2 separate regions of the Homo sapiens genome follow, and region 1 is linked to region 2. A link is a loop called in an ENCODE intact Hi-C map of the cell type or tissue named here. Cell type or tissue: prostate gland. All regions are shown on one strand. Each heading gives the region's core, and the rest is flanking DNA. Links, peaks and the distances in the headings are about the cores only. Region 1 overlaps CCBE1 (collagen and calcium binding EGF domains 1). Region 2 overlaps CCBE1 (collagen and calcium binding EGF domains 1).

What was found. Peaks named below come from ENCODE experiments on the same cell type or tissue, not always from the same donor. Only the 100,000 strongest peaks of a DNase experiment are listed, where the experiment ranks them.
Region 1: a loop joins it to region 2, with 2.5 times the contacts of the local background. A loop is called at or near these places in 8 of 110 quality-filtered maps.

Annotation. Positions count from the first base shown.
Region 1 is chr18:59,464,493-59,481,127 of GRCh38, forward strand. It overlaps CCBE1 (collagen and calcium binding EGF domains 1), which reads right to left. Exons shown (of 11, transcript NM_133459.4): 3 at 15,694-15,746; 4 at 4,981-5,115; 5 at 2,247-2,399. Among named protein-coding and RNA genes, the nearest start is that of LMAN1, 110 kb to the left of the region's middle. RefSeq lists a silencer at 8,047-8,206. In prostate gland, for the core only: no CTCF peak of the experiment used is centred there; a DNase peak (open chromatin) is centred at 6,552.
Region 2 is chr18:59,560,760-59,577,394 of GRCh38, forward strand. The region is part of intron 2 of CCBE1 (collagen and calcium binding EGF domains 1); the gene reads right to left. Among named protein-coding and RNA genes, the nearest start is that of CCBE1, 130 kb to the right of the region's middle. In prostate gland, for the core only: no CTCF peak of the experiment used is centred there; no DNase peak of the experiment used is centred there.

The DNA of each region.
Region 1 (16,635 bases), core at 3,548-11,547, 96 kb before region 2:
GGATGATCGACAAGCCCGTTTCCTCTGCCCTATGAACACCCCTGGGCAGGCACATGCCACATGCTTCAGGCTTTAAGAAGTGTCACCAAGTCCTCAAATTCACTCAAATTATTCAAATCGCCCAATCCTAAACTGGTTCCAAAGACTTATTTTGCATTTACTTCCGACATATGGCAGCTTCCTTGTGACTCAGCCCAGTTGCTTGTCAGAATTTCACTTTGTAGTTCTCCCTTGCCAGGCAGCGGAAGCTGGTCCTCAGCTGTTTGCTGTCCTCAGCTGATGGCTGCTGCCTTCTAGCCCTTTTTGAAGCTTGGGCTACACCCAAGAATCACCACCTCCTGAGTGCCCAAACAGCTCTGGTTTTTTCATCTCTGCATTTCTGGCTATGGGTGATTTGTCCTAGGAACCCCAAAGGAAGGTTCAGGCCCAGCCAACCTCTCCCGACAGAGCTCCAGCCACCTTCCCTTCCCGAGGTAAGTAGAGAAGAGCTAAGCCCTAGGCTTGGGGAAGAGGACAGCAGCTTCCTGGGCTACAAGTAGTGGGTACAGGAGCTGGTGGCTGTGTGGCACCAGCCTCAGGCCCTCTAAGTGGCTGAGGGCTTTCTCCCCAGGGAAGTGGTCCTGCCAGCCATTGTCAATGGAGTCCATTTTGCTTCAAAGTTCACCCTTGCTAGAAAGGCCCTTGACATGTAGGCTAAAATCCTACATTTTCATGGCTAGGCTGGCACTGACAACTTGGCAGGGGGACCAGAGCTGCTTCACACATGCATATGGTGGTATTTTGATGACAAGGCATTGCCTGGAGCATTGATATTAGTTTAGGGGCTCTCTTTCTCCTTTCTCTTTCTTCTTCTCTCTTTCCTCTTCCCCCATCCCTCCCCTTTTCCACTCTGCCTCGTTCTTCTTTTTTCCTCCGAACTCAAATAAGGAAATAACCCGAACTTCAGCTGATCATATGCTTGAGTGACCAGACATCTCAGTTGAATGTCGCCGACATAATGTAAATCAGCTTCTCAGCTCTGTGCTAAAGGCCCAGCTTTTAGAAATTTTCCAACTGCCTGTGGACTGATACTTCTGTGAAACACAAAGATGAACCACTACAAAAATAAGATGTAAAATGCAAGCATAAATTTTTGGATTTAAACAAAATTCCTCTGTCAGATTGATATAAAAATTTTTAAACACTCTCAATTTTTGTTTTTATCCAATTGTGAATCTTGCCTGTCCCTAGACCATATTTTGAGTAGCATGGATACAGATTGTTTACCTTACAAGGAGATGTTTCATATTTATATTTCAGCCCATTTTCTTTGGGAAAACACAGCGTTTCTGACCTCTTCTCTGCTCATCTTAGTTTGTCTAAACACATATCTAAGCTCTACTCATTTCTCTAAGAGCACACCACTTCAGCTTGGTGGAGAGCTTCCTCCAGTACACACTAGCTTACAACCCTTGAGCTAATGGGCATCACTCTTATTCTTTCTCTTTAGAAGGAGTTTGAACTTATATTCTCTTCCCTAGGTCCCATTTACAATTCATATATGTGCCCCTTCCTGCCCACTTGCCTGCTTGTCCTCTGAGGTACCTGATTGTGCTCTTAATATATAAAAATATATGTTATATATATTACATATAACTACATGAATATAAAATACATGATATGGTTTAGCTGTGTCCCCACCCAAATCTCATCTTGAATTATAGCTCCCATAATCCCCATGTGTCATGGGAGGGACCTGGTGGTGGGTAATTGAATCATGGGGGCAGGTCTTTCCCATGCTATTCTCATGACAGTGTATAAGTCTCAGAGATCTGATGGTTTATCAATACAAGGGGCAGTTCTCCGGTACACGTTCTCTTGCCTGCAACCGTGTAAGACGTGCCTTTGCTCCTCCTTTGCCTTCCACCGTGATTGTGAGGCCTCCCCAGCCATATGGAACTGTGAGTTTTTTAAACCTCTTTTTCTTTATAAATTACCCAGTCTTGGGTATGTCTTTATCAGCAGTGTGAGAACGAACTTATACAATAAATAATTATGTATAATTACATATAGGCACTTGGAAACTTTAGACATTAAACATAATGTGGCATACATTGTATATAAAATTACATAGCATAATTACATAAATATATTTATATATACAATTATATAATCATATCTATATAATATATAAACCCCCAAACTGGTTATATATATAATATATAAAAATATGTAATTAGGGAGATATTTAGACTTGCCCTACTTACCAGTGTCATTGGGATATTTGTCTCCCCTGGTACATGTCTTCCCATCATCTTCCCGGATGTAGCCTTCCCGGCACTCGCAGCGGTAGCTGCCCAAGGTATTGATGCAGATGTGGGCACACAGCGTCCCATTGCTGCTGGCACACTCATCAATATCTGGTTTGAACCAAATGTAGAGAATACTAAGTTTCTGAGAATTCACTTCTAATACAACAGATGACATTGGGCTTTGCCTCTCTGTTAATAACAATGAAGGACACTTGGGCCGACCTTGATCAGAGCAGCCTGGAATAAAGTAGGGAGCTAGAAATGTGGGTCATCCATAAAAACAGCACTTTTGGCCAAGTGGCCATTGTTACAGGCTGATCAGTGATGGGGTTCCTGGCTGTGGCTCTGCCACTCGCAAGTCATGTGGCTTAGACTGCTAGCCTTCAGAGATCTCACTTACAGAACAATAACAATGAAGCCTGCCCTAAACACTTCAGAGGGCTGCTTAGAAATGACAATGAGATCACCAGTGACAACACTCAGAGAAGCAAACATTATAGAGATGATTTTTTGTGAGTGCCCTACTGTGCTGGGGATTTTTAAGTTTCCCTTTATGGTATAGGTTCCAAACAGCATGACGATGACCCCACAGGTCACTTAGGAATGGCTCCTTCCCAGTTAAAAGCCATGATGGCACCTGGGAAAAGATACTTCTAATAAAAGAAAATAGTCATAATGGGTCTAATGGAAAGAGTCTTCCCCAGGAAATTTCTGCCTCATCAAGAACCCAGACAGACCCCTCATGAGCTGTGGAAATGAGCCATGGGACCATCAAACAAGTCCCCATGAAGAGCCCATGTTAACTATGCACATCATGGACTTGCTCCCCTGCCGCATGGTGGAAACAAAAACGTTTCCCACCACGAGGACAGTGGGAGGCCCAATTCCATTTCCTGTTCACTGGTTGAAGACAGTGGGTAGCAGTGGGTGGGAGCCGTGGCATGCAGCCCCAGACTGTGCACATGTGCTGCGTAGACACAGGCCAGCCCTGAACTTGAGGATGGCAACAACTTCCCAGCCACTCCCTGCACAAGCTGCCAGTGACTCAGTCCCTGTGTACGCTGAGGGGAGGGTGGTCATCTGGACGCTCCCCGGCAGTACCAACTATGTCACCTGTAGACCGGATGTTGCAGCTGCATCCTCCTCTGCAATTCCTCAGGCTCACTGCCTTTCCCCAGGTGTCCCTGCCCTAAACCTACATGTGATGCTGCCTGTACTGCCCAGAGAGAGAGGAGATGAAGTTGAAATCAGAGATAGAAATAGAACTCTTAGTAGAAGCCAAGTTCTGCTGGTCCCCAAACCCCCAAACAAAAAGAACAGGGGGCTGGGTGCGGTGGCTCATGCCTGTAATCCCAGCGCTTTGGGGGGGCCAAGACAGGAAGCTGAGCCCAGGAGTTCCAGGCCAGACTGAGCAACATAGTAAAATCCCATCTCTATAAAATACGAACAAAATTAGCTGGGTGTAGTGGCGCATGCCTGTAGCTCCAGCTACTCAGGAGGCTCAGGTGGGAGGATCACAGGAGCACGGGAGGTTGAGGCTGCAGTGAGCCATGATCACGCCACTGCACTCCAGCCTGGGCAACAGAGTGTGACCCTGTCTCAAAAATAAATGCATAAAGAATAGGGTACAGTAGCTGCTATAAAGTGAAGTAAGAGCCTTGTGCCTGGGACCTGAGCCTCATGGAATGGCCTGTACCTTTCTCTGCAGGAGAGGCCAGAGATCCCTGCCCCATTCACTTGGGAGTCACAATCCCATTGTCTGGCATTGTGGGGCACCATTCCCAAATGCCGACAGGGAGCAACCAGAGGACCTACGGTTAGAACTTCTCAGAAATGGTGCTCCCTAGAGCCCCTGCTAGGATAGAGAAAGAGGGATGCTCATGACAGCTGGTTTATCTTCCATGTAGGTCTACCTGCTAGTCTCTGGCAGTTCATCCTCCAGTTGATTCTTAAATCTCACCATGCCTAGGAATCATTAGAGGCATTGGTGTAAATATGCACGTCTGGACCCACTCTCAGAGTTGTGATTCATTAGGTGTGGAGAAAAGGCCAGGTTTTTTTTTTTTTTCCCCAAACGAGGACCCCAGATGTTTCTTGGGTTAGTTATGAACTGACCACACTTTCAGACACATGGTTCCAATGGAAAATGAGCCATAAAGCTGCCTTAGAACCTCAAGGAGTGCACGGCTGGGATAGCCAGTTCATGAGGGTGGCAGTAAACAGGCTGGTGCCGTGGATGGTGCAGGCTCTGCTCAGCTGCAGCCCAGGTGGCTGGCTTCAGCTCCCTCTGACTTCCTCCCAACCTGTCTGCCATATGGCTACTTCCTTTTTTCCCCAACCATCTTCTAAGAGAATGTTTATTCTTGTTTTGTTCTGTCTGCGTTTTTACTTTTCTGACCACTTATACTCTGTTTTACATTATTCTAGTTTATATTTGGGCATGTTCCCCTTCTCCTGCTCTTATGTCTCATTGCCAATTAGGACCTTGCTGGTACCAAATCCCGGAAGAATTCCTTGGGCCTAATTGGTTTTAGTAATTGTGATGAAGGGCAGTGATAAGCTATCCCTAGGATAATATCAAACACAACTCCATCCAACAAGTATGAGAACTGAAGGGTCCAACCAAGGACAGAACCATCTGAACAAGGCACATGTTCAGAAGCTGGAAACAAGCACATTCCCAACACACCCAGACAGTATGGCTTCTCCCGCTTCCGGTGTCTCTCCCGGTCATATCGGTATCCCGGATAACAAGTACACAGCACTCGGCCAAAGTTGTCCGTGCACTGCTGTTCACAGGGAGCCTCGGCACAAACGTCGTAATCTGAAAAAGCAAAGTGAGAGCTCACATCAACTACAGGAGGAGGCGGAGTAACCTGGCCCTGGCCTGGAAAGGACTTTCTGGGCTGGGCTCTGCTCAAGGGCACGTGTGAAGTGTGGACAGATATACTTGGAGGGACAGGAACTCTTTAGGGCTGTGGGTCACCTTCTAAGAGTACTGCAATGGGTAACTTACATGGCATCACATCACTCGTGATTTTTCCCCTAGGTCACCTTGTCATCCTTTGGTCTTTGTCACTATCCAGAGAGAAAAGACTCTTAAGAGGGCCAGCCTCTGCGGATTCCCTCGGGGTTGGGGGTGCTGTTTTGTCTTGTTCATCAACTGCTGTAGAGGCAGGTGACTCCACCCAGCAGAATACTAAACAAAGGCCAGCTGGGGTGACAGGCACTGGTGTCATCATGTGGGAGGAAGGGCTGGAAGTCAGGCAGGCTCAGAGAGGTAGGAAGGGGGCTTTGTGTATACATGTCTAGTCTTATGCTGCTGATACAGACATACCTGAGACTGGGTAATTTATAAAGGAAAGAGGTTTAACTGGCTCACAGTTCCACATAGCTGGGGAGGCATCACAATCATGGCTGAAGGTGAATGAGGAGCAAAGCTGCTTCTTACATGGTATCAGGCAAGAGTGTGTGTGCAAGGGAACTCCCCATCAGATCTCGTGAGACTTATTCACTGTCATGAGAACACCATGGGAAAGACCCACCCCATGATTCAATTACATCCCACCAGGTCCCTCCCATGACACGAGGGAATTAAGGGAGCTACAATTCAAGATGAGATTTGGGTGGGGACACAGCCAAACCATATCACTTTGTAATAGAAATGTGCATGACTTATAAGAGGGCCGATGCTTATGTGTGTATACTGTATAAGTGTGCATCCTGGGGGGTTGATCTCTCATGCTGAGAAGGGGTTGGGTGAGTTTGAATGGCTAGAGGTCTCTTTCCAGCTCTCAGCCTGTACAAACTGAGGTGGATACACTGCTACTCATAAAGAATTAGGGCATCTGCTCCTCTCAGTTCCTATGAACTGATATGTAATGAGCCTCTGAAGGGACTTTGGCTCTAATTCAGTAGCTCAGGCACAACACTGACTCCCGGACCGGAGCCAGCACCTCATTAATCCTTGCACTATCTCTTCCAGGTGCTGACAGATAAACTATACTTGGACACAGAGCGAGTCTGGCTTTGCTCCACCACATATGAAGGTGAACGGGTGGGCTGTCAGCTCCTGATGCAGGGAGGGTTTGTGTGACAAGTATTGTGCCACTCTCACGATGACCTGGAAAGCTGCCCTTGTAAAATACTCCTTCCCATGATTGTGATTTCAGGCCTGCTTTGCCTGCATGGTGTTCTGACCAACCCTGCAAACTGTCTCTGGCTACACGTTTCCCCCACTTGGCATCGCCTCTAGGCAGCCAAGGTTCTGTGCTCTTTTTGTTGGAGAGCGTGATCCTGGCATGACTGGCTCTGAGCTTCCCTGTTGGCTGTTGCCACCATTCCGCAGCAGCTGGGAAGGGGAAGAAGGAGGCAGAGAGGCTGTCGAAGTGTTTGAGTTGATCATGGTGCCTAACAAGGCAGTTCCCTGTCTCTCCTACCATTTCTGCTTCCCTGAGGAACCGCTCTCAACTCTTCTGATTCTTTCTATACTCACTTCTGCATCTCTAAATAGCTGACTTGCATTGCTTTATTTTTATTTTAAATCCTCTCTATTGACTTCCAGTAACAGAAGAGATGCATTTAACTTTTTCACGGCCTCCTGTGCCCTGCAGTCACACCCATAACTTCATATTCCCTCCATCTGGCCAATACAGTTATGATGATATTTTGGTGCGGTAATTGTTAGTATTTGCACCATAATGACAACATAAAAGCTATTCTTTGCTGAGCCTGGAAGTATGCTTGAATTACTTGTACCTTCTTGAAGACCTTTTTGTCTTCTTTGGAATTAAAAGAATTACCTTGTATATTTTTGGGGTGCCAGTTACTGAGCTTTCCCTCTTAGCTTCAAACACCCACCTTCTTCTTCCATGGGCTACTTTGTGACTTGGGCTCTGGAGACCACATTATTCCTGTGTCAGTTGCCAGCCTCTTCATTTCTGACAGTGACACACATAGAGACACAGACAGATACAGACAGGGAGGCTGGAAGAGGAAGAAAGGATATCTGCCTTTTTCTGGTTTGCTTCCTGGGCTTCCTATTCATGAAAGCCTAATATCAGCCTTTCTCTTCCATCCCACTAGCAGACTGTTTCAATAGCAGCTGCAAGCCGGGCATGGTGGCATGTGCCACCTCCGGAGGTTGAGGTAGGAGGCTGGCTTGAGGCCAGGAGTTCAAGACCAGCCTGGGCAACATAGTGAGCTCCTGTGTCTACCAAAAAGAAAACAGTAGCAGCAAAATCCAGCTTGTATTTTTTCCAACACTTGCAAAATCAGCCTCACTATATCCCATTTCAGAGACATCAGCACCAGCCAGCCATCTGGTAGCCCCTCCTCAAAGGTCTGGGTCCCTGATCCACTAGTAACTTCCTCTGAGTTCTGAGAAATAGGGCTTGCTAGCCAGTACCTCTTCCTCAGAGTGCTGGGTCCTCCAAACTTCTAAGTTTTCACTGGCCCAGTATCTTCTCTTTGTTTCCCTAGCCTAGAGGCGGTAGCTGCTTCCTGCAGTTGTTACCTCAATGATACTTAGTTTTCCTTTGCATTTTTGGTTCTCAATTACTAGTTAGCAATTCTTCATATTAATTGCTTTCTGTTAAATAAGTGGTGAAGGCTCTGTTTCTGGACAATTCAATCTACATATTCAGTTTTCTACAAATTGATCACTGATTCATCACCAGAGATCCCCTCAATTTTGCGAATCTCTTCTTATAGACATTTTTTCAAATTAATCTCAACTTGCTCTAATTAGGACTCTGTAGGTCTGCTGCACAGCAGCTACTACTCTTGGTCTTGAACTCCTCAAATAATCCTCGTCTCAGCCTCCCAAAGCGCTGGGATTACCAGCACCGCGCCCAGCCTACAGCTGCCTCCATGAATGTGCATTCACCATGAACCTAGGGATGCCCATCACCTCCCTCTCTCTTTTGTTGGATTCCTGTTTCCTGGATCTCTCATGTATTAGTCTGTTCTCACGCTGCTAATAAAGACATAGCTGAGACTAGGTAATTTATAAAGGAAAGAGGTTTAACTGACTCACAGATCCACATGGCTGGGGAGGCCTTACAATCATGGAAGAAGGCAAATGAGCAAAGTCATGTCTTACATGGTGGCAGACAAGAGAGAGCTTGTGCATGGGAACTCTCATTTATAAAACCATCAGATCTTGTGAGACTTACCACCATGAGAACAGTATGGGGAAACTGCCCCCATGATTCAATTATCTCCACCTGGCCCTGCCCTTGACACGTGGGGATTATTACAGTTCGATGTGAGATTTGGGTGGGGACACAGCCAAACCATATATCCATGTCTTTCTCTCTTCCAGTTTACTCCCTCATTTTAGTGGAGAATATTCTCCATTGGCTTCCTGAAAAATGTCATAAAAGGGGTAAAAGTTTTGAGATCATGCATGTCTAAAATATACTTTATCAACCCTTATGATTACTACTGATAGTCTGTGTATATAATTCTAGGTTGGAAAACTTTGCCTCAGAATTTTGAAGGCATTGTTCCATTGTCTTCCAGCTTTTCAATGCTGCTGCAGGGAAGTCCTGTGAGATTCAAACTCTTGAGCTTTTGTATGAATCACATCTTTTTTCCTCCCTAAAAATTTTTAGGACTTATATGGTACCACTTCAATCTTTGGTAAACCCTTTTTATAATCTGGAAATTAATATCCTTCAATTCTGAAGACTTTTTGAATTATATCTTTAAGAACTTACTCCCTCTGTGTGGAATTTTAAATTATTTGGATGTTGCATCCCCTGGACTTTATGTCTAATATTCTCATCTTTTTTTTTCCCTATTGTTAATTTCTTTGATCTCTTGCTCTCGTGCTTGGAAAACTTCTTCAGTATCACCTTCCAACCCTCCCACTATTTCCGCCCTCCACTACTCACCATCCAACCCTCCCACTACTCCCCCCCTACTACTCACCTTCCAACCCTCCCACTATTTCCTCCCCCACTACTCACCTTCCAACCTTCCCACTATTTCCTCCCCACTACTCATCATCCAACCCTCCCACTATTCCCCCCTACTACTCACCTTCCAACCCTCCCACTATTTCCTCCCCCGACTACTCACCTTCCAACCCTCCCACTATTTCCTCCCCCTACTACTAGTCTGCAGTGTCTTGTTCCTATGTTTATGTCCATGTGTGCACAATGTTTAGCTCCCACTTATAAGTGAGAACATGTGGTACTTGTGTTTTTCTCTTCCTATGTTAGTTTGCTTAGGATTATAGCCTCCAGCTCCATCCATGTTTTTGCCAAAGATATGATTTCATTCTTTTTTATGACTGTGTAGTATTCCATGGTGTATATGTACCACATTTTCTTTATCCAATCCACTACTATGGGCACCTAGGTTGATTCCATGTCTTTGCTATTGTGAATAGCACGGTGATGAACATAGAAATACATGTGTCTTTTTGGTGTAATGATCTATTTTCCTTTGAATATATACCACTGCTGGGCCAAATGGTAGTTTCCCTCTAATATCTGATGATCCTGAGACGGCTGCTCTAGTTTATTCACGGTGTATTTAAAACAGATTAATAGAATCTGTTTGCATATAGTTTTATGATTTTATGACATCTGGGTATCACTGTAAGTGATTTGGCCAGTGCATTACAAGTTCAGTTTCTTAAGACCTTTTCCTTGGGTTGTCTAGAATGCCCACAGAAGACATTTCCAAATCCTTGCCTGAGAGTGAAGTCATTCTGGAACTCAAGTGAAGGGAGAAGGCTGAGGGCTTCAAAATTCAATGTGTGAGCATTTACCGAAACCCTCCTTTTTCAGTACTGGGCATTCATTTTCAGCTGACTGGTCTCCTTCAGATCCTTGAACCTCTGGTGTACTCTCTTAGAAAATATATCTTCTGTCTTCTGTCTGGTTGTGGAAAAGGCAATATCCTGTCTGTATGGAGCAGAGGACAAGATCCAGGAGTCTGACTTCTTCTTAAACTTTTAATCAATCCTGTTTTCACACTACTTTTACCCCTTTTTCTAGTTTATTTGTAGTGTTACTGATTACTGTTTGTTTTGGTGTAAATTGGGGTTGCTCCTTGGTTTCCTTAAGCTGGCTACAATTCAACCTTTTGGATTGTGCTAAGCTATTTACCACCTCCCTCTCTGTTCTCCAGCTTCCAAAGTTTTATTGCTATTATCTCCTCTTCCCATTTTGTCCTCGTGGGTTTGTCTTTTGTGAATCTTTCCAGCCTCCTCCTCCTGCCCTGCCCATTTTGTGCATTTTCTGGAGGAGGCAAGATTAATGAATTTATTCAGTCCTCCATTTTTGATGCTTGTTCCCCAGAGCCTACCAGCTTTCAGTCATGTAGCTTTTATCTTTACAGTGTATCTATTTTCTATCCTCTCTGTCCTATTTCTTTTGGCACCATTCTAACTCAGACCTTCAGAAACTCCCTTGTAAACAAGATCTTCATCCCAAGATTCTTACCATCCCAAGATTAAATCCATTTGGGATAACACTGCCAGGCTAACCTTCCCAAAGCATAGCACTGTGTACACCATCCCCTTGTTTAAAAACCTTTACAACTTGCTACTAATCAACATGAAATATAAATGGTTCGCTCCTGTATTTAAGTTCTGGCATTATATCCCTTGAGACTTTTCTAACCTTGAGACTTATCTGTAAGTTCCTTATACTGCAGCAAAACTAACTTCTCTTTTTCTTCACCCCTTATTCACATCCTTGCCTTCTCACCTCCATACTTTTGTTTATTCTGTTTTTACCTCTTGCAATGTCCTTTTATAATTGTTGATATCTTATCCAGTTTTTCAAGAGTTGATACAAATGCTACCCCTTCAAGAAGCCTTCCTTGACCTCCTCAACAGAGTTTAGTTTGTCTACCCTCTCACCGCCCATGGGACTCTATACCTCTTTTATTCCCATGCTCTGCTATATTTATTTATTATTTATTTATTTTTTTGAGATGGAGTCTCGTTCTGTCACCCAGGCTGGAGTGCGCTGGCACAATTTCGGCTCACTGCAACCTCCACCTCCCTGGTTCAAGCAATTCTCCCTGCCTCAGCCTCTGGAGTAGCTGGAATTACAGGTGCCAGACACCAGGCCTGGCTAATTTTTGTATTTTTAGTAGAGTCAGGGTTTCACTATTTTGGCCAGACTGGTTTTGAACTCCTGACCTCAGGTGATCCGCCCGCCTTGGCCTCCCAAGTGTTGGGATTACAGGCGTGAGCCACTGCGGCTGGCTACTCTTCCACATTTACTGAATGCTTACTCTGTGCCAGGCCCTATTCCAGGAAGTATGTAGCTTTAGGGTGCATAGTATAGGTTCTGGGACAACCCTCCCATCTCTGCCACTATCTCGGTGATCCTGGGTTCTTTATGCCTCAGCTCCTACAAAATAAAGATAATAATACCCACACTTCATGGTGCTTTTATGAAGATTAAATTGGATGATGCCATTAAGCACTGTGCCCGATGCACAGTACAAGCTTTACCTGCTCTTCTGCTTCTTTTGCTGCTGGTTCTTATGACTGCTCAGCTACCTGGCAGGGACTGTGTCCCCTTGAGAAACCAGTACTGCTCCCTTCCCACAGTTTATGCTGAATTAATAATTGCTGAAGTAGAACAAATGAGATCATCCTATCACCTGGCCAATCAAGACATCACTTCTAGCAGGGGTCAGCAAACTTATGTTAAGGGGCCAGATGATATTTTGGCTTTGTAGATCTCTTTTGCAACTACTCAACTCTGCTGTAATTTGTTGTAGTGCAAAAGAAGTCACACATAATACTGAAATAAATAGGTTTGACTGTGTTCCAATAAACCTTCATTTACAGAATCAGAGTTAGGGCACAGGCCACAGTTCACTGAGCCCTGACTTAGAGCAGCAAATACGAGGCAGCAACGCTTAAAAACTATAGCTTCCACTCATTAGTTAACGTATTTCTTTAGACATTCTAGTTTCTTTTTGCCATCTGTGATGGTTAGTGCTACATGTCAACTTGGCTAGGCCATGGTACCCAGCTATTTAGTCTGGAGTCAGGTTCACCAGGAGGATATATATTCTCTGAATCAGTATCCAACATATGGTATGGTTTGTCCCATAACCAGGATTCACAGGTCCCAGAATCAAGGGGTGGAAGTGGGAGTGGCACCACTCACTGTTATCCCTACTGATCCACTAGCAAAATTTTTGCTTCCTGTTCCTATAACTTTATGTTATATTGGCCTAGAGGGCCTAGTTTCAAAGGGAGGAATACTTCTAGCAACAGAAGCAAAAATGATTCCATTGAACTGAAAATTAAGGTGCCACCTGGCTACTTTGGTCTCCTCATGCCTCTGCATCAGCAGGCAAAAAAGGGAGTTATTGTTCTAGCTGGGGTGACTGATCCTGGCTACCAAGGGGAAATTGTACTGTTACTCCACAACAGAGGGAAGGAAGAATGTCTGGAACACCAGAAACACCTTAGGTGGTCCCTTAGTATTGTCACACCCTGTGATTAAAAAGTCAGCAGAAGACAACAACTCAATTCAGGCAGGGCTAACGTCTCAGATCCTTCAGGAATGAAGGTGTGGGTCACCTAACCAGGTAGAGAAAGAACCACGATCAGGCGAGGTGCTTGCTGAGGGCAAAGGGAATATGGGTTGTGTGGTAGAAGGTGGCAGGTTACATGTATCAGCTATGACCACGGGACAAGTTACAGAAAAAAGCCCTGTAAATTGTCATGAGTATTTCTTATCTTTCCATGGATTATTTCCATGTCTCTGTGTGTGTGTGTGTGTGTGTGTGTGTGCACCTGCATGCCAATCTTTGTTTTCTTCCTTCTTTTATCTTCTTATCATATGTCATAAGATGTAGTGACTTTATATCACAGTATTTAAGTACTGTTAACTTTACATCACAGTATTTACATTAAAGCATATCAAGGAGATGCTGGAAAAGTCCAGTGCCCCAGGACTTCATACCCTCTTCTGGGGAAAGGGTTAGTGTGTTTCATGCAGCATAGTTGCAGCATGTCAGATGAACATACAACTTTGTTATTGCCTTTATCTGGAGATTAGGTATGGTTTAAGAAGATGCATATGGGTGCCAAGTTGACAAGGCATAGATTTGTGATAATTTTTTGTGACACCTTGGCTAGGCCAAAGTGTCCAAATATTAGGTCAAACATTATTCTACGTGCTTCTGTGAAGATATTTTTTAGATGAGATTAACATTGAAATCAGTAGACTTTGAGTAAATCAGATGACCCTCCATAATGCGGGTGGGCCTCATCCAATCAGGTGAAGGTCTTAATAGAAAAAACCTGACCTCCCCTCCCACACCCCACCAATCTAAGGGGGACTTCTGGCCAGCAGATTCCAACTGCAACTCCTCCCTGGATCTCTTGCCTGCCTGCCTGCCTACAATGAAGATTTTGGACTTGCATCTCCACAATCTCATAAGCCAATCCCTTTAAAAAAGTCTCAATCTCTCACTCAGTCTCAGTCTCTCCCTCTCTCTCCTACATAGAAAATCGAAATCAAAATTGGTTCTATTTCTCTGGAGAACCCTAATATACAATATTTTCTGAAATACTGCATTTGTACTTTGCATTCTTTGATGATAGAAACAATTATGACTAAAGATATCTTTAGTAAAAGAAACAATCATTGACTTTTTCCCACAGATTAAAACAAACATGCTATGAAAAGTGTTCTAGCAAAAAGCAACAGAGCAGATAATTAGCTCTGGCAAAACAACTTTCAGCATGTGTGACCACTTTTCCTGAAAATATTCAGTTCTGGGTTATGTTAATTATAGGTGCTGTAGTCTCTTTAGGATGAGGGAGACTACTTTTAAGGCCTAGATGTTTGAAACCACTAATATTGAAAGAAACTCTAAGTATGTGGTATCCATGCAATGTGTTTTTAATTAGGTTGGGCAAGGTCTTTAGATAAGATCTTAAACCAAAGGGGCTAAACTTAATTTTCTTTCGAGTCTGCCAAACTGCAACATAAAGGACACAGCTGGTGACTGAGAAAAGCTGTTATAGAAAGAAGTGCAATTATTGTGACTTTTGTGGGTTTACCCATCATGCTATAACCAACAGAATTGAGAAATTCAGCAGAGAGAAATTCAGCTTAGAGAAACCCAACACCACATCAACCATCACACGTGGAGCGATTCCCAGCCAGCCTTCCTATGGCAGCTTTCTCAAAGGTCACAGCTATGGTTCAATGAACTGTCCCAACCTTCCACAGAAAACAGCGATAAATGGGAGGGATTCATCTGTTTCTAACTGATCAAAAATGGTGCTCTATGAGATAATGCAACAGAATTAGCTTGGCTGGGCTCTAGATCTTCTATAGAGATCTGGCTTCTTGGGCAAAGGTGAAGAAAACTGTTTCACATTCCCCACCCACCTCACCCTAGCCCTGAACAAGCTTAACCTCATGCCCTTCAAACAAATAGTCTTTACTGCTTTCTGTGTCAGGGCTCTGCCTGGAACCCTCTGTAGCCCTCTACTTTCTACTTGTTTAAGTCCTGGGCAGTCTTCCTTGATAACATGGTCTCACTTCTCCCCTCATTTCTGAGACCCTCTTTGACTGCCCTGGGCCTCTGTGTATATGTCCCCTCTGAACACTTTCTGCTTTGAATGTCTCTACTGCACATATTGCAGTTATTACTAACAATGACAACAGCAGCAATAACAGCAGCCACCATTTATCAAGCATATAATAAGAAACAGCCTCTGTTCCAAGTGCTTGACATGTGGCAAAATTCTTAAAACCATAATTTAACCCACATACTAATACTACCCTGTAAGAACTAAGGCTTAGAAAGTAACCTGAACTTGCCCAAGGTCAAAGCTATTAGTAGGACATAGAAGCATGATTAAAATCTAGGTCTCTCTGATTCTATCTGCTCCCCATCCTGGCTTCTCAACTTGAATGCATACAACTTGAGGGCTGGGTCCCCGCCTTACTTTGCTCTGTATCTCTATCTGAGTGCTGGGTTGAACACTCAGGTACTGTTTGCTGATGGTCATGTAAAGGGACTTAAAGTTTAGCAGGTGAAAGGCAGGTAAAGAAAGCAGGTAGAGAGGTCAAGGGAGGAGGGTTGGTTCTAATTGTGTGTAAAATTACACAAATGGGCTAATTGGGGGATTATAGCTCATTAATCATAAAACCTGAAATACTATATAAGAATGACTCAATGTGTGCAAGCACATCATGTAATGATTCAGACACTGCACGCTACATATAACAAAATTGGCGTCAGAAAAATTTGATGCCAAAAAATATACACAGACAGATACACAGATAATCAGACACAGATAAGACCTATATTCCATGAACATCTGAAGTTGATAGACTTTGAATGATTAGTTGTGAATAAAGTCAGACAATATCTTTTTTATATTACATACCTTCTGGGATGCATTGTCCAAGAACAAATTTATATCCTTTGCAGCACTTTTTCCTAAGAGACAAACAAACATTTAAAATATAATAATTAGGCTAAAAATAAAATTCTTTCCAGTTATTGTTGTTTGAATGAAATAACTTGTGCCCAGGAAACATTGAGGCATAAAGCAAAGTAGGGGTGAAGTATTTTTAAGGCAATCTGAGATTAAAAGAAAAAATATCAATAATACATGACATTTTCTAATACCGGGATATTCTTTCTGCTACATAATATATGAAATCAACATTTTGAATCCTATGAAATTAAATAATTAACTCCGACTTCAAGATACTTATATTAAGCAATTAAAGGAGTATAGGGCATAAATAGGAAAAGGACCTTTAAGGGTGACCAGGCCTCTCATTCCACAGGCCAAAGAGATACAACTTGTTTATTATAACAATGAATCATAATAACAATACTTGGCTAATTATAACATAATGATTGTTAATTGTAATATAACAATAATTAGGTAGTCAACTATTAAGACCAAGACTGGAACCCAAGCATTCTGATTCTCATTTGAGTGATTTTTTTTTTTAAAACACTTGTACCATATAAGAAACTGAAAGGTACCTAAATGATCTGAATTTAAAATATAGCAAACAGGTCATTCCTAACATAAATATTCAATACTTACTCCACTTCAACCAAGCTAATTTAACCAAGTTAACTACCTACTAGAAGAAAAATATTTACACTCTCTGAATGAATACAGCCAGATGCAGGCTCTCCACAACATAACATGTACAAATGTGACCCATTCTCAAAGAGAAGACAATCAATGCTGCAATCTCCAAAATAACCTATATGTTGGAATTATCAGACTTTAAAGTAGCTATTTAACTATGTTCAACTACATAAAGGAAAATATACCTGCAATGAACAAAACAGAAAATCTCAG
Region 2 (16,635 bases), core at 2,845-10,844:
TCACGTGGACAACTTACCCAATAGCAGGATGGGTGTGTTGATGGATAACGACTCCCCGGACAGGGACGGCACAGACATCCACTTCAGTGAAGTGGGGCACCTACTTAGAGCAGTGAAGCATACTAAAGTACAAGTCCCTTAGCAGCAGAGTTACAAAAAGTCTTGAGACCTGTAGTCCTAATGCAAGATAAGGCCATGGGGCCTAAGGCACTCCTAGACCCTGAGCCTTCACTGATAGGAAGAGCGTCCCCCCATTCCAAATGGGACATGGTGCACAGATGGGCCTGCTGGTGTGGTCCAGCCTAGTACTGACACCATATGGTTTAAAACCAAGTGGAAACAGAGTACTGAATGAGCTAAGCTCAGGGCAGTGTAAATGATAATCACCAAAAGGGTAACTCCTATGGTAATCTGCGCCAATAGCTGGGCAGTTTATCAAAGCTCATGTATGTAATGGGCCTGTGTACCCAAAAGCTTAGTTATGTATCAGGCCTGCATGCCCAAAGCTTATGTGTCAGGTTTATATGTCAAGCCTATGTGTATGTATTGGGCCTGCATGCCCAAAATTACGTCAGGCCTGTGTGCAAAACCTGTATATCAAACCTGTGTGTCCAAACCCTATGTCTCCCTCAGCCTAGGGGGTGGAGTGTAAGTTACATGGACGTGCTTTGGTCAAGGAATAGACCGAGGCAGACATCCGGCCACAGTGACTCAGTGAGTTTAGAGTGCAGGCGTGTAACTCCACTTGTTATCACAGCCATGTAGCCATAACATGGGAAGGCCATCCCTTAGCCCTATGCCACTATTGTCTGTAAAAGGTATAACTGCCCTGCTGACACTGTACAGGTGCTCTTGGGCTCTTGGGGCTTGGCTTGGCTCAGCTAAACATGGTTTGGCATGGCGGGCATGCTAGCGCCCAGAGTAAGAGAGTGGAATGGAAGGTACATCTGCAAGACTGACAGGAGGGAGCAAGGACACAGCTTGGCTTGCTCATGCCCAGAGAAAGAGTTAAGCTGCTGACCCTGAAGGCAAGGGAGAGCCGGCTGTGCAGCTGTGTGTGAGGGCGGCCAGCTCAAGCAGCCGAGACAGGGTGGATGGTGTGAGAGTAAGCTCCTGCTGAGAAAGCTACTTTGAGAAAGCTGTTGAAGAGAGCTGCTGCTGGATAATATCATGTTTTACCTGCCTATTGCCCCCTGAGGTGTTCTTTCTGCTCACCCACCCTCTCCCCTCAGACTTCAGCAGGAGCTGGATCTGAATCCCCAGATCTAACAAGTACGTAGGCAGAGAAGATAGGTCTAGGTTTAAGCCAAGGTCATGATTTGTAAACTTGAGTTATTTATTGACTGCTTTAAATAATACTTACACATAAAGATAAGTTAAAACAGTGAAATTCTATCAAAAATCCATTACCTCCCTTAGTCCTTTTAGTATGGTCTTTCATGCATGTGTGTATATACATACATGCAAACACACAAGCTGACTGGCTAGGCATGAACACCTGACCCACAGAAAAACCAATCCATTGGTAAACCAGGAACCAATCAGAACCTATCTTTTTAGATTATTAACTAAGAAATTTAGCAATGTGAATCAGAATTAAAGAGGAGGGTAATCCTCTCCCACCACAGACAAACTGGTACACTTCAGAGACTAGAAAATCAACCAGCTGCACAGAGAGAGGCAGAGACAACAGACCTTGTGGCTCCAGAGAGGTGGAGAAATGACATAATGTGGGCCCACATGGGAACTGATTTCCTACACTCCATCTCCATGTCAGTCCCCTGATCTTTTCAATAATAAACCTGCTTTCTACCCGAGTTACTTTGAGGGGATGTGCACACGCGTACGTTCTGGCCGGAATCCAGGTGTTTTTCCCATCCACACAGTACACTTTTGTTACCTGTTACTCCCTGGCCCATCCTAGTTCTGGCTGGGGTCAAGACTACCTCATGAACTACTGGCACACCCCCTCATCTGGGGTCACTGAAAATTCCCTGAGCACTCAGCTGTCCCTAATTCAGTGGCCTTCATGCAGGGGGTGTGGAAAGCCTCCCTCACATGTTGTGGCCACATGTGTCTCTATGTCCTCTGTGCCATCACTGAGCCTGTGGCCAGGCCGCCTTAGAGGTTTCGATCTCGTTTGTTTCAGTTCTCTTGTTTGTTTCCCAGTTTGAGTGGTGGTGTTCAGGGAATGGACTCTTCCATATAAGTCACGGATTGCTTAAGCCCAAAACAGAGACAAGACTGTTGGCATGTTTATGAGTTTATGTATTTTTGTTCTCTGATGAAATCTGTATCCACGATTAGACTAGGACGACAGAAGAGAGCAATGCAACCCTTACAACCCCACCAGGTGGGTGAGCTGCCCAGAACATCAAATGGCAACTGCAGAGGTAAAGGTACAGGTCCAGGCATGGACTGAGCGAGAGACACAAGATGGAATGTTGTCTTGTTTCCAATATAAAACCCCAACTCTGCTTGTTAGAATACATGTGGATGGGGGTTGGGGGGAAGAATAGAACAAATCTGCTAAAAATAAGCACAATTAGTTTTTCTTGATTTTTTAAAATACTATTTGTTTGCTACTTGTGCATTCATTTGGCCATCTGGCCAACATTTGGAAGCAGACTATCAGTAGCAAGCATCCAGGGTATTTACGAAATTATAGAAAAATTGAAGTAAAAATTCAGCCATATTTTTTTCTGTGAATCAGGAAGATAACATCACTATTTGATTCTGGCTGTGGGCCTACTCAGACAGGCTCAAAGGGCACCAGAGGCTGAGAAGCAGTAGACCCTACAGGGCAAGGCCCCTGCTGGTATAAGTGGATCAGCTTCAGTGGACGCCTGGAAGCTCAGCACCAGGGCTATGATTCCAGTCACCAAGTCTTTGTTGAATGCCTACTAGCAACACAGAATTCTCATGCCACTGAGGTCATAAAAGATGATCAGAAGCCAGTTCTTCCCAACAAAGGAACTTAGGATTTACAAGTCAGTAAAACATGTGCAACATTTCCAGAAATGTACCAGAGTTGTTCGTGATCATAACCCCAAATCATTGGTACCTCGATGTTTAGAGGGGAAACAGCATTGGCTGGGCAAGCTGGGGCAGGGAACGTGATGAACAGTGGGCTGGAATAAGTTAACTGGAGGAGGGGAGGCGTCTCAGGAAGGGAGAATAGCATGAACAGCAGCATAGACGTGAGAATAACCATCTGGAGTGATGAACCTATGCTGAGTAGAAAGTTCCAGAAGGCTGCATAAGGGAGGTGTGTGAACAGCAGAAGCAGGACAAACCTGAGATGGTGAGACATTCTTCCCAGGGCAATCTGACTCTAGGAGCCACATAAAGACAATCTTTATAACTATCAGCAGCTTAAAGCCTGATTTCCTCTTAACTCTAAAACTTTCCTTTCGAAAGTGTTTCATTTATATTTACAAGTTTAATACAAAGTTACACAAAATTCATATTTTATAGAAATGCATAAAGAATGAAGGGTAAATTCCTCTTTAATCCTATCTAGACAATCGTCATTTGACATAATTCTCTCAACTTTATACTTCCTATGCACTAATTATATAAATGAGATCACAAAATGAGATACTATATATATACACACACACATATAAACACTGTGTTTTTACTTTGTATATTGAATATTTTCCATTGTCAGTACATAGAGCTGCATATTATTTCATCATATGACTAGATCATGGTCATTAAACCATTTCTATACTAGTATATTTAATGAGAAAACTAGAAACAACCTAAATATATGACAATGTCTTCAGTACTTTCTTTGTACCCTTCAGAAGGTATCTATTACTAACTGGCTTGTATTTCACTGATCTTACCAACTATTTTATGAAGTCTTTGGGATTCGTGTGAAACATCTATGTCTTTCATAGCATCTGGCACAGTCTTCCGGACAGAGGGTGTGTTCAAATACTGCAGCTGGAATGAAGACGATGAACACTGAGGCCATATGAGGTTGGCTGGGGAAAGGAGAAACTGAAGACCATTGAGAAAGGCTGATCATTTGCTAATGCAGGGTCAAAGTGATGACAGCCTGGCCTTGGTCCATGGTGGTAGAAGTAGAACATAAAGAATAGATCTAGGAGGGATTTAAAGGCCATCAACAGGGGGACTGCAAAGTATATGTTCAAGCATCAGTCACATGAATCTCAGCTAAAACCCATAAACATGATGGCTTGGAAAATCCAGCGTGATCACTGCAACAGAACTGAGTAGTCAGCCTTGTTCCCTTGCTCATGATGGGCTTGGCTAACACAAGCCCCTGAGGGAGAAAGGTGAGCACAGGGGAGAACAGACAGTGAGGTAGAGGCAAGGGCCACCCTTCAGGGGAGCACGAGGAGTCCACTCTGGAGTCTGTCATGCTTGTGGTCTTCTTGGTTAACTCTGAGTGTCAAAAATGTAGGTAGGTAGAGGAGGGAGGGAGGAAGGGGAGTAGAAAAGAGAATGACCAGGGCTGGGGTTTAGTCAGATGAAGGCTGTCAGAGTTCTAGGAAGTGTTTTGTTCAGAACAGGGCTCCAACCAATGGCACAGGACTGGGGATCAAGGTCTGGCCCTCAATGAAGAGCATCAGAGAAGGGCTGCAAAGGGCTGTGTTGGGTCCACAGCAAGAAAGATGTGGTACGAGGTAGACAAAGGGCTGTCACTCAGGCTGGGTAACCAGGGGCGAGGGGCAGGCTGGGCCACAATGTCCATAACTCACTCTCTACAGCCCAGCCCCACACCTGGCCCCACTGAGGCCTACTGCACATAGTGCCTGACCTTAGAATTAGGACCAGCTTTGTAATTTGCCTGGCCCAGTGCAAGATGAACCTATGGGACACCTCATTTAAAAAATTAAGAATTTTCAAGATGGCGACAGCAAAGCATTAAACTAAGCATAGGGCCCTTTTAAGTAAGCATCAGGCCCTGTGCAAAAACCCAGACCCTGTAGCTAAGAGGGGAAGACGGGTTGTCACTAGATTTTTTTTTTTTCTTTTTTTAAGAACAGTACAGATAAACAGCCTGTTCTCTTCTGAAACACACTGCTGGGTTTTCAAGCTTTTTTCTCCCCAAAGAAAATCGAATGCAAAACTCAACCTAATGCATAAAATAGTCTCAGGTGCATCTTCTCAGGCTGTTACGTCAGGGCTCCTGAACTCCCCCATCCCCCAAATGCATTGCCAAAGACCCCGAGTCACTACCTCTGACCTTGGAGACCCAAAAGGCAGTGTTAAAGCTCACTGCAGTAGGCTCTATTATCTTGCATAAGAGAACAGTGAATAAGAAAAAGCCATATCTGGTAACTGAGAGTGAAATACCCAGGACACACACTGCAACAGCAACCGTGGCTACCAGGGTGCCCCGCAGGCAGCAGGTCAGGAAATCAATCAGATGCATGGTTTCCACATCATTCTACCACAGTATCATTTTCTTTCCACCCACAGGGTGACACACAATGTCTCTTCCAGGGCCATTCATAACATAACCATTTTCATTATTTAAATAAAGTCCCTGGGTCAGTCACTTGTCTCTTGTGACCATCTTTGAGAGAAAATTTCCAGCAAGGAAACAATATGGAGCAGGCTTGCTTAATAGGCTCATATGCATAATCTACCACTCACCCTAATTAAAACTACCTTTAGAAAAGCTATAAAATGGAAGCAAAAATAAAAAAAAAATTAAAAGTCAACCTAAGATGATGGAAGTACCATGACATGAAACAACTGTAACTTTAAATCGCCAGATTTATCCTTAATACATGGTTTTCAGGCATTTGTTTGGAAAAGGCACTGATAAAGTAGGAAAGAAGTACTCAACTGTCTTGAGAAAGGAACTGAGCTGTTCTGTTCTGGTGTAGATTGCCAAAGATCATGTTTGCAAATGCTGCTAATCTTATCTGAACATATTAATAAAGTCCCTAAATCCTCCTATTAAGAAATACTACCACTGACAGTGCAGCTGGCTAACATTTGCTTCTTAAATGCTATCACCACTCTCTTTTTTTGTCCAACCCCCACCCGCTGCTGCCCCAACCCCCAAGAAAAAAAATGATGGCTGCTTCCTGGAATGTTTAGCTACCAAAAAAATCTCTAAAGCCTCAGAAGACATTGTGAGAGAACGATGATGAAAGTCGGGGTGAAATGAACAATTAAGATAAACTATGCAGAATTCTTTTTAAAGAACGAGCCTCATAAAGCTACCATGTTAGGACCACAAATCATTCTGCAGATTATTTCCCCTCTATCTGTAAGCAAAGAGGTGAGAGGATTAGGTCATTTCTAAGGTCTCCTCTCATCATGATGTCCTGGATTTATTGAAAGAGGTTTTAAACGCATTTTTTCTTTTCTTTTCTTTTTTTTTGAAATGGAGATTAGCTCTGGTTGCCAAGGCTGGAGTGCAGTGGTGTGATCTCGGCTCACTGTAACCTCTGCTTCCCAGGTTCAAGCGATTCTCCTGCTTCAGCCTCCCAAGTAGCTGGGAGGCTACCATACCCAGCTACCCTACCCACCACCATACCCAGCTAATTTTTTGTATTTTTAGTAGAGATGGGGTTTCGCCATGTTGGCCAGGCTGGTCTCAAACTCCTGACCTCAGGTGATCCATCCGCCTTGGCCTCCCAAAGTGTTGGGATTACAGGCGTGAGCCACTGCGCCTGGCTGCATTTTCTTTTATTTACTCTATTTCATTAGACATTTCTTGCTTGTGTGCCTAAGTTAGCTAATGGGGAAATCCAGCAGACAGCGATGGGAAGCAAATGATTGCAGTCATGCTTTTTCCTTGACTCCATCTCAAGACCCATCCCACGCTGCAACCCAAGTGGATCGGGTTTTAATGTAGCAATTCTATCAGTGACCCATGCTCTGCTGGTCACTGACACCCCTTCTGTGTGTCATTTTCCAGGGCTGATGATATCCTACGTTCTGCCTAAAATTGTCTGAAACTCTATTCATGACTTGCCAACTACGTGACTTTGCTCACTACCACCACCACACTGTTCTGTTACTGACAGGGAAAAAGATGATCGTACTTAAAAGTCATTGCCAACAGTGTGCAGATTTAAAGCAGGCCCAACAACTCCTTCCAGGTTTTATCAGCAGACACATATCACATACAGAAGCATCCATCCCTTTCCTAATGCTATTTTTAAATTGTTGTATTTTAAAATTTTCTTCATTTGTTTTTGAACTTTCTTCTTGCTCATAGATTTTTAGAAATCGCTGTGGTAGCTATTCTTTTTCTATTTTTTTAAGTCCGAATTCATATAGAGAGAACCACGGTTAGGAGAATCCTTTTCAGGGCAAGAGTGGGTTTCTGCAGGGGTTCTTCTGGCACTTTCCAAACCTGAATGTCTCCAAGTCCTGATATCTCAAATTATCTGGCAGAAATAAGAGGCCTATTTTTTTTTTTTTGGCAGAATGTGAGGTTCTGCCCTGTTGTAACAATGCTGTCTTCTCACAAACTACTCATGTGCCCTATAAGAAGATAACCCACAATCCCTGATTCTGCTTTATTCAATGACTAGCTACTGCACAGACCGTGTAAATGGACAGGACAGCCAGAGAGGTGAGTGGGAAGTTTAGTACAGATGTGACTGAAAACACTTGGTATTACTTCTCCCCAAGACTTCTCGAAAGGAGCTAGCACAGAGTATTGGTGAACAGACTTCTGAGCACCTTTTTCTATGTGGCCTCCAAGAAGAAACCAATGGACTATTTACTTTTCTACTTAGCAAGGTTTCAAGAGACTCTCTAATAACATAAGTCTTCTGATTACTCCCTTTCTTGATCATGAGAACTAGGGAGAAGATGGCTAAACTGAAGCAACTTGGAGCTAGAAGATAGGCTGCATCTGCTCAGTTCACCTGCGCAGACCAAAAACAGTGCACGCTGTAGGCGGCCCAGTCCAGCTGAATTTCATCAGATGGGCATGTGTTTCCTTCCCCAACTGCTGGCCTCAGCTTCTCAGAAGGTAATGTATTGAGCCAAGGTGAGCCCTGCAGGTGATCACCTGGACACCTCTGCCCATCTGTGAGAGTGAACAGCATGCTTACTACTGTGGTAGGCTGCAGTGCCACAGCAAGCTGATTCACACGTAAAGGACATGGGCAGGCCATGAGTTCTCTCTATCCAGGGACATCTTGCCAACTAAACCTCCCACCTGCCACCTCCACCTTAGTCCTGCCTGAGTGTGCTCTCACCCACTACCTTCACGGATGTCTCTGCGTCTCTGTTCACTGGCTGTTTCCACTCTCAAACCTACTTCCTTTTCCTCTCTGCAGAGGGGTGCATCTCGGGTTATCTCCAAACGATGTTCGATTCCACTCTCTCCTTTTATTCAAACAATTCTCCTCACATGAGTGGCTACCCAGCAAGTCTGGCTCTCCCTCCAGCAACCCAATCTAGAAAGCTATAGCATCTGTCTCATAAGGGCTGGGTTGGCTGTGGTTCATTAAGAAGGTATTAAGCACTTTATTGTACCAGCTTGCCAGAAACCGAAGACTCCTTCTAAATCTGTTGCTTCACCTGATGCCGATTTTACTAGCAGTCTGTCCTAAAAATGGTATATCTGGTAATAAAAACAGATATTTTGAGCACCTATTAGATTTCAGATGCCATGAACTATTCACTAGTTGATTTATCTTTTGCATCTATTCATCAATTCCTTTATTTTTTGCACTAGCACTGCAAGCCAGATACAAACTCCCAATTTACAGATAAGAAAACAGAATGTCAAAGAGGAAGTAGCTGAAATAACACAGCTAGTAAATTAGAGTCAAAATGAGGCACAAAGCCCAAATTCTTTTTTACACAATGTTGAACACAGATGTTATTTTTAGCAATTCATCTCCCCCCGCCCTTTTAAAAAAAAAAAAAGAGACAGGGTCTTGCTCTGTGGCTCAGGATAGAGTACAGCAGCACAATCAATCATAGCCTACTGCAGCTTCAAACTCCCAGGCTCAAGCCATCCTCCCACCTCAGTCTCCTAAGTAGCTGAGATTACAGGTGCTCAACACCATGCCTAGCTAATTTTGTTTTTGTAGAGATGGAGTCTTGCTCTGTTACCCAGGCTGGTCTTAAACTCCTGGCCTCAAGTGATCCTCCTGTCTGGGCCTCCCAAAACACTGGGATTAGAGGAGTGAACCACTGCACCCGGCCTCAGCTCCCTTTTCTTAGGCAAGTATCACTACCCAGATAATGCCAGATTCTACAACTTCTTTCTCTCATTCTTAAACAGAATATCAAAGGCATTTTCTACTTTTGAAGATCTGTTACTCTTCATTTGCCTGTCATTTGACAAGCTCTTCCTGAACACACGCTCCACATTGTTTTAGATGTGGTGAGAAATAGCAAAGGGTAAAGAATATTCATTTCCTTTAGGAGCTTAGGATCTAGCCTGGGAGAGGGAGTTTCTGCTAGATCACTCTGATATGAATAATTAAGTAGGAAGCTGCACACCACTGACCAATGCTGTCATCAAGCACAACCCACAAGGGAGAGGAACAATAAGGTGGTGCTGGGGAACATGAACCCACACAAAAGAGACACAAAACGTTTAGTGAGGTCAAGCAGGGCCACCCTCAGACCATCTGCTCTGTGGGGAGGGGCTTTGAAAGCCAGGCCTCAAAGCCAGTACTTAAGATAGTCAGCCACCAGTTTTTGATGAGGGGCATCAATCATGTCTAAGGAGTGCCTGTCTCTGGTCTGCTGGCTGTAACACTTCTGGATTCTGCGAGACTTTGCATACATTCTCTTGGATTTGACGTAAGCTCCAGACAGCAGTGAGCAAGACTTGTTACCAGGATCCCTGAGATCACAGTGAGGGGAAGGAGAGTATTCTGCGACACTGCCAGGGCAGTGACCTCTCAAGAAAATGAAAGGGAAGTCATCCTTGGAGATGTGCTGGCGGGGGTGGGGCAGGACCTCCCAAGGGCCTCAGGCAGCTCATTAACGTGATATTAAATTGCTCTGTGTGTGAGGTTTTCAGAAAGGACAAAGGACAGAACTGCTGCTGAGCCAAGGAATCAGAGCAGAATCCCAGCACACTGGCTCCAGGAGAGCCGGACGTCCCCTAGGCTGCCCACCAACCAGGATGAAAATCGAGACATCAGAGCCTCTGTCATTTATATGGTCCCCTAGCAGTGCCCTGGGCCTGAATCCTACAAAGCTGGTCCTTCAGCTGGGAGCCATATTGCTTCAATTTCATGCTCCATCACAAGAGTAAGTCGACTGCTGAGTTGTAACGTATGAACTTCAGCCAGAAATTCACCCTCCCACTTCTGAGTATAATAGCAGTCAGTCCCTAGGAGTGAAATGTGCTCCTTTTTTGGGTCAACAGTAGAGCAAGCCAGAATTAACGCAGCCCTTTTAGAAGTCATCTTGCTAATGACATCAGGAAAGGTTGAAGCATTTGGCAAGTAATCGTATATTATTGCTTTACATTATTATGTAACTTTTCCTTATGTGTTTCTTCTTGCTTTTAAAAAAATTAGATCTTAAGGTCTTCGATAATAGTGATTTTAAAAAATCTATCCTTGAGTTCATGTCCTTTGTAGGGACATGGATGAAGCTGGAAACCATCATTCTCAGCACACTATCGCAAGGACAGAAAACCAAACACCGCATGTTCTCACTCATAGGTGGGAATTGAACAATGAGAACACTTGGACACAGGGTGGGGAACATCACACACCGGGGACTTTTGTGGAATGGGGGGAGGGGGGAGGGAGAGCATTAGGAGATATATCTAATGTAAATGATGAATAATGGGTGCAGCACACCACATGGCACATATATACATATGTAACAAACCTGCACGTTGTGCGCATGTACCCTAGAACTTAAAGTATCATTAAAAAACAAAATCTATCCTTATAGTAGTCCCATTAAGTACTAAAATGAATAAATGAATAAACATATGGATGAAATGGAAAATCTGTACATATATGGAGGGCTTATAATGAGGTTGATTTAATCTCTTAATATGTTTTATCTCATACGTACAGAAGAGTCATTCTCTCAAAGTATGATCCTTACTTTGGAATTAGAAATGCAAGTTCTCAGGCCTCACCCAAGACCTACTGAATCTGCAACTCTAGGGGAGGGGCTCATCAATCTGGATTTTAACGAGAGCTGGTGGCAAATGTTGTTTAGACACAGTTCACCCTTTAGACTACTGGAAATTCTAGTCTAGTCTTTAATCTCTGGAGAAATCCAAGAACAGCCTACATCCTTTTCAGAATGATCAAAGATTGACACCAAAGTGGGTTTTTATTGTGGTTGTTTTGGCAGACATGGTATCTGGAGAAGAAAACAAAAAATGAAAAGAATTTTTTTACTTGACATTTGCTGGCATTTTCATAGTTACTGAGCATGAAAAGAAATAAACCATGAAGCCCATGACAGTGAGTGAACACACGTTTTTTCAAAATGTCTTGCACTATCAAATCAATCCCTCAATCAGCTTGCTTTTGAGTTTAATCGAGCCAAGGCAGTATTATTGTAGCTGTCACAAATTTTATGGGTTTTTTTCCCCCTTGCCCTGTGAAGCTGGAACCAATTGTTGTTATAAAGAGACTAAATAAAAAAGGTCCTGGATTTCCTGTTATTACAGATCGATTTTTTGAGATTCTAGAATATCATATGGGTTTTTTATAACATAATTAAAACCATGTGAAATGGCACAACATAGACTTTACCAGAGATTGATATGATCATGCTTCCAAATGAAATACTTCAAGAAAATCACTAGATAATAGTTTTCCTTAATATCCTCTATCACAGTTTTATATCACATTGTTCAAAAAATCTGCTTTATGAGAAATGTCAAAATATATAAATCAGTCAGGATAATTTCTATTGGTTGGTTAGCCTTATTCCCTTTCAAAGTTTAGCAAATAGAGATATGTTTGCTTAATAGGGAGGCAGGGACAGTCTTCAGAGGGCAGGCAGCTGAAACTGAATCCCAGAACCATTTTCACAAGAATAAACTATGACTTCTCAGAACATTTGTGCTTCATTGAGGACGCAATGTCTTGAAGACATTAAAGAGTATACGTGTGTGCCCCTAAGATGGTTTTAGTTTATGTGTCAATCCGGTTAGACCAAGGTGTCCAGTTGCTTGGACAAACACTAGTCTAGGTGTTGCTGTAAAGATATTTTAAGATGTGATAAACATCCAGTATCAGTAGACTTTGAGTAAAGTATACTGCCTTTAATACTGTGCATAAGGCTGGGCACAGTGGCTCACACCTGTAATCCCTGCACTTTGGGATATCAAGGAGGGTGGATCACTTGAGGCCAGGAGTTCCAGGACCAGGCAGGCCAGCATGGTAAAACCCTGTCTCTACTAAAAATACAAAAATAAGCCAGGTAAGGTGGTGCGCACCTGTAATCCTAGCTACTCGGGAGGCTGAGGCACCAGAATCGCTTGAACCTGGGAGGCAGAGGCTGCAGTGAGCCGGGATTGTGCCAGTGCACTCCAGCCTGGGCAATATAGTGAGACTCCGTCTAATATATATATATATATATGTATGTATGTGATAGGCCTCATCCAATCAGTTGAAGACCTTAAGAGCAAACACTGAGGCTTACTGAGGAAAAACTCCTACCTCCAGACGGCAACACAAAATCTGCCTGTGTTTCCAGTCTTCAGACTCAAGACTGCAGCATCAGCTCTTACCTCAATCTCCAGCTTACACTGTTTTAACTTACGAAGCACCACCAATTGTGTGAGCCAATTTCTTAAAATAAACTTCTCTGTTTCTCTGAGGACTCCTGACCAACATATAGTCCCCAACCCTAATTTTTAACCCAGAGTCTCCAAGACATTCACACTCTTTTCTCACCATTTTAGTTGAAATAACTTGGTTCAAAGTGCAGAGAAAAAAAAAAATCAGGGAACTTACAAGAATTATCTTAAATCCTACTGCCTACACCTTCACAAGCAGAAAATGGAGTTATTGCTGTACTATCATTACTACAAGTTAGAGTCACTGCCTTAAACATCCAGAATCCTACAGAACTTAACCTATGCTTCCATGATTCCATTTGGTATATTAAATGATTCAGCTATTTACATGCTTAGCTTTCCCATTTCATCAGGAGCATCTCAAGGACAGGAAATGTCAGTTTTAAAAATAGTTTCATGTAATAGGTATGAAATATATTTTTCCTAAATGAATGAACTGTCAAAATCTTCAAAATAATTACCATTCTAAATGCTCTTCTGGTTCTTCAGTTTTCCCTCATTTCAAACAGGACATGTTCTATCTGTGCTACGAGGCATAAATGGAATAGCAGCTGGGACTAAAAAAGGCTACACCCAGGTGCCCAGTAACTCCTGACATAACTCAGAGTTTAGGCATCACTGGTTCACACTAGTGCCTCCCATGTGATCTGATTATAATAATGTTAGATGGCTTTTTCACTGAGTCTAGATTAGACCACAGTGATTCTGAAACTGACCACAGTGCAATATTTTCAAAGAATTTATAGTACGGTTAGTTGCCCAAAAAGTGTCTTTAGTTTAGAACTTCCAATAATTTAGTTGAAAGAAACTGAAGATGTGAAATGTAAGCTCACAGTTGTACCATAAAACATCTTACTTAATAAGCCACACTTACAGGAAATGAATGGCCAATGGGGTGTATTAGAGAAACGGGGTCTATATCTACAACACTGTAGTAGAAATTATATTGGCCTAACATGACTTGTTATAAATTGAGTCAAAACCACGAGCTGATTTCACAAACTTCCTCCCAAAAGTTATTTCATCTTAACTCTACACATATATTCCACAAAAATATAACTTTAAACTTCTATACTCTATTTTTGAGGAAGAAAGTAGAAATAAAAAATGTGCTGGTTAATGTAACTTTCATGAAGCAGATTTGCAGGGATATTCTCTGTTATACTGTAGCCTGGCAAGGTGTTTAGCTTTGTTACATAGGTCTTGTGGCATCCATGTGTTTGCCTGGGGTGAGGACAGACTTCAGCTTATACCTCTAGGTAGATGACTCTTCCTCCTGTTAAAAAGAATTAACACACTCCATTATGGGTTGAATCGTGTCCCTCTAAAATTCATATATGTGGAAGTCCTAACCCCCAGGACTTCAGAATGTGAGGTTTGAAAAGTAGGGTTGTTGCAGATGTAATTAGTAAGACGAAGTCATACTGAAGAAGGGTGGGTCTCTAATCCAATCCATATAAAAAGGGGAAATTTGGATGCAGAGACACACACACAGGGAAAACACCATGTGAGGATAAAGGCAGAGGATCGGGGCGATTCTCCTGCACACCAAGGAACACCAGAGATGGCTAGCAGACCTCCAGAAGGTGGAGGACAGACCTGGAACAGAATCTTCCAGGCAGTTCTCTGAAGGAACCAACCCTGCTGATGCCTTGATCTCAGACTTCAGCCTCTAGAACTATGAGACAATAAATCTCTCCTCTATGAGCCAGCCAGTTGGTGGCACTTTTTAATGGCAGCCCTAGCAAACTAATCCACACTCCTACCTACCACAGAATTCATGGGAAACAGGCAAGGAGGCAGACTGCACCAGGTGTGGATCACAGGGCAAAAGGTGAAAGAGCAGAACAAGGTCAAGGGGAAAGTGCACTTTTCTAGGTTATCCACAAAGCTGCCAGCCAGCATTTGGGACAAACCTACAGGAATAATGATGAGATATTTTAATAAAAGCATCCTCAGACTGAGAATGTTCAAATTATAGTCAGGATTTTGATACTAGAAATTAATATCTAATACAGACTAACACAATATGATCAATGCTGACAAAGGATGGCAGAATTTGAGAGAGGAGCAAGAGAATAAAGACCAGTTGACCCTTGTAGAGTCTTGTGAATATTATGCTTAAGTTCGCTGCAAAGTTCTCATTTCATGCAGTCTTTCCTCAGTCTTTCTTAACCAATCATTTGACCATCATTGATAGGGTCCTAAGTTGCAGTGGCTAGAGGTAATCATCTGGAAGACTGGTCATAATCCACATTGGCAGCTACAATTCTCATGCCCAGAGCAGGTCATACTGGGTAAGAGCCCCTCCCACCTCGCCAATTTTGCATAGATGGAGTTCTGCTGGAATCGATAAGTATACAGCCAGTAACTACCATCACAATGTAGATACAGAACATCACCCTAATCCCACATGTCCCTTTAGTTAACCCCTTCCCCTCCAGCTCCAGGCAAACATTGATTGCTTTTCTCTAGTTTTTCCTGTGTAAGAAAAGTTACTAATCTTTTTGCATTTGGCCTTTTTCACTTGGCATCATGTATTTAAGATCCATTCACGTTCTTGCATTTAAGATCCATTCATGAGTGTATGTTCCTTTTTATTGCCCAGTTAGTGTTCACGTTGTGGATATACCACAACAGCACGCATGAAAGGCATTTGGCTTGTTTCCAGGTTTTGGAGGTTACAGGTAAAGCTGCTATAAATATTTGCATACAAGTTTTGTGAGTGTGTGTGAACAAATGTTTTCATTTCACTTGGGTACTCAAGAACAGAGCTGCCAGGTCACTTGATGAGTGTGAAATTGAACTTCATAAGAGAATATCAGTGTTTTCCGAAATGGCTGTACCATTCAGATGGCTGTTTTTAAAGTAGCTCATTACACTTGACATTCAGGAAAATATTCAAGTCTGTAAATATTTTTGTCAATAAACAGCTTTAGTAGAAATATCAATGTTAAATGGGGACAATGCCTAAGACTTGTGAAAAACCTAGGTGTTTATGACTGGGGCAAAGCTGTAGTGGACAAAGGCATAAGACTAAAAGTTGCCTCTGTCTGCCCTTATTTTGATTGTGACAAAATGTGGAATTAAATTGCTTTTGCTGCCTCCCCTACAACAATGAGCTGTGAGTGAGGCTTGCATGTGGTTTCTTTACCCAGCCATGCCCCGTCTACTTGCTCTGCCAACCTGCCACTCCCTCCAATGCTTCTGTCTTGGTGTGAAACAAATGACTTCAGAAACACAGAGGAGCTGAAATGCATCCGTGTGTCTGGAATCCATGCATGTCTCGCTCAGACTGTGCCTTTCCCTAAAGATCTGTTTGCTGTCTTTTGAAGTGAGAATACCAGCAAGTCTGCATAGTGGGTTTTGCCTACCTGAAAGAGATGTTTTTTCTGACTCCTCCCTAATCCCTTCTCTCTCTGAACTTGACTCTAGACACAGATATGCCTATAAATGCTCAGGACCAAAAGAAAACATGGTACTAAGCTAAAGGCCAGCTGGCTGGCACATAAAAGAAATCCAATACTTTATTTCCTTCTCCGAAGGGTCCTCATGTAAACTTGTGTTCGTGGAGACGCAGAAGTGTTTGCGGTGGGTCTGTTTCTGAGAGTGTTTAGCTGTCTTGGATGTGGAAGAAAATAGGAAAGGGATGGCGAAGGTTGAGAGAGAAAAGGCTGAGCATTGAACATATGATTGGGGCCATGCGAACTTAGGCAGAAAAGCATTTGTGGGGTCACCAGATGGCAGCTCAACCTCAGAGGCTGCTCTAGGTCTCCAGGCAGCAGTTCCAGCTGGAGTTGGTTTTCTCTCCAACAAAAACCAAGTCTGGCAGTGCAGCGGGGGTTTGAAGATTAATTTAATAAAAGGAAAGC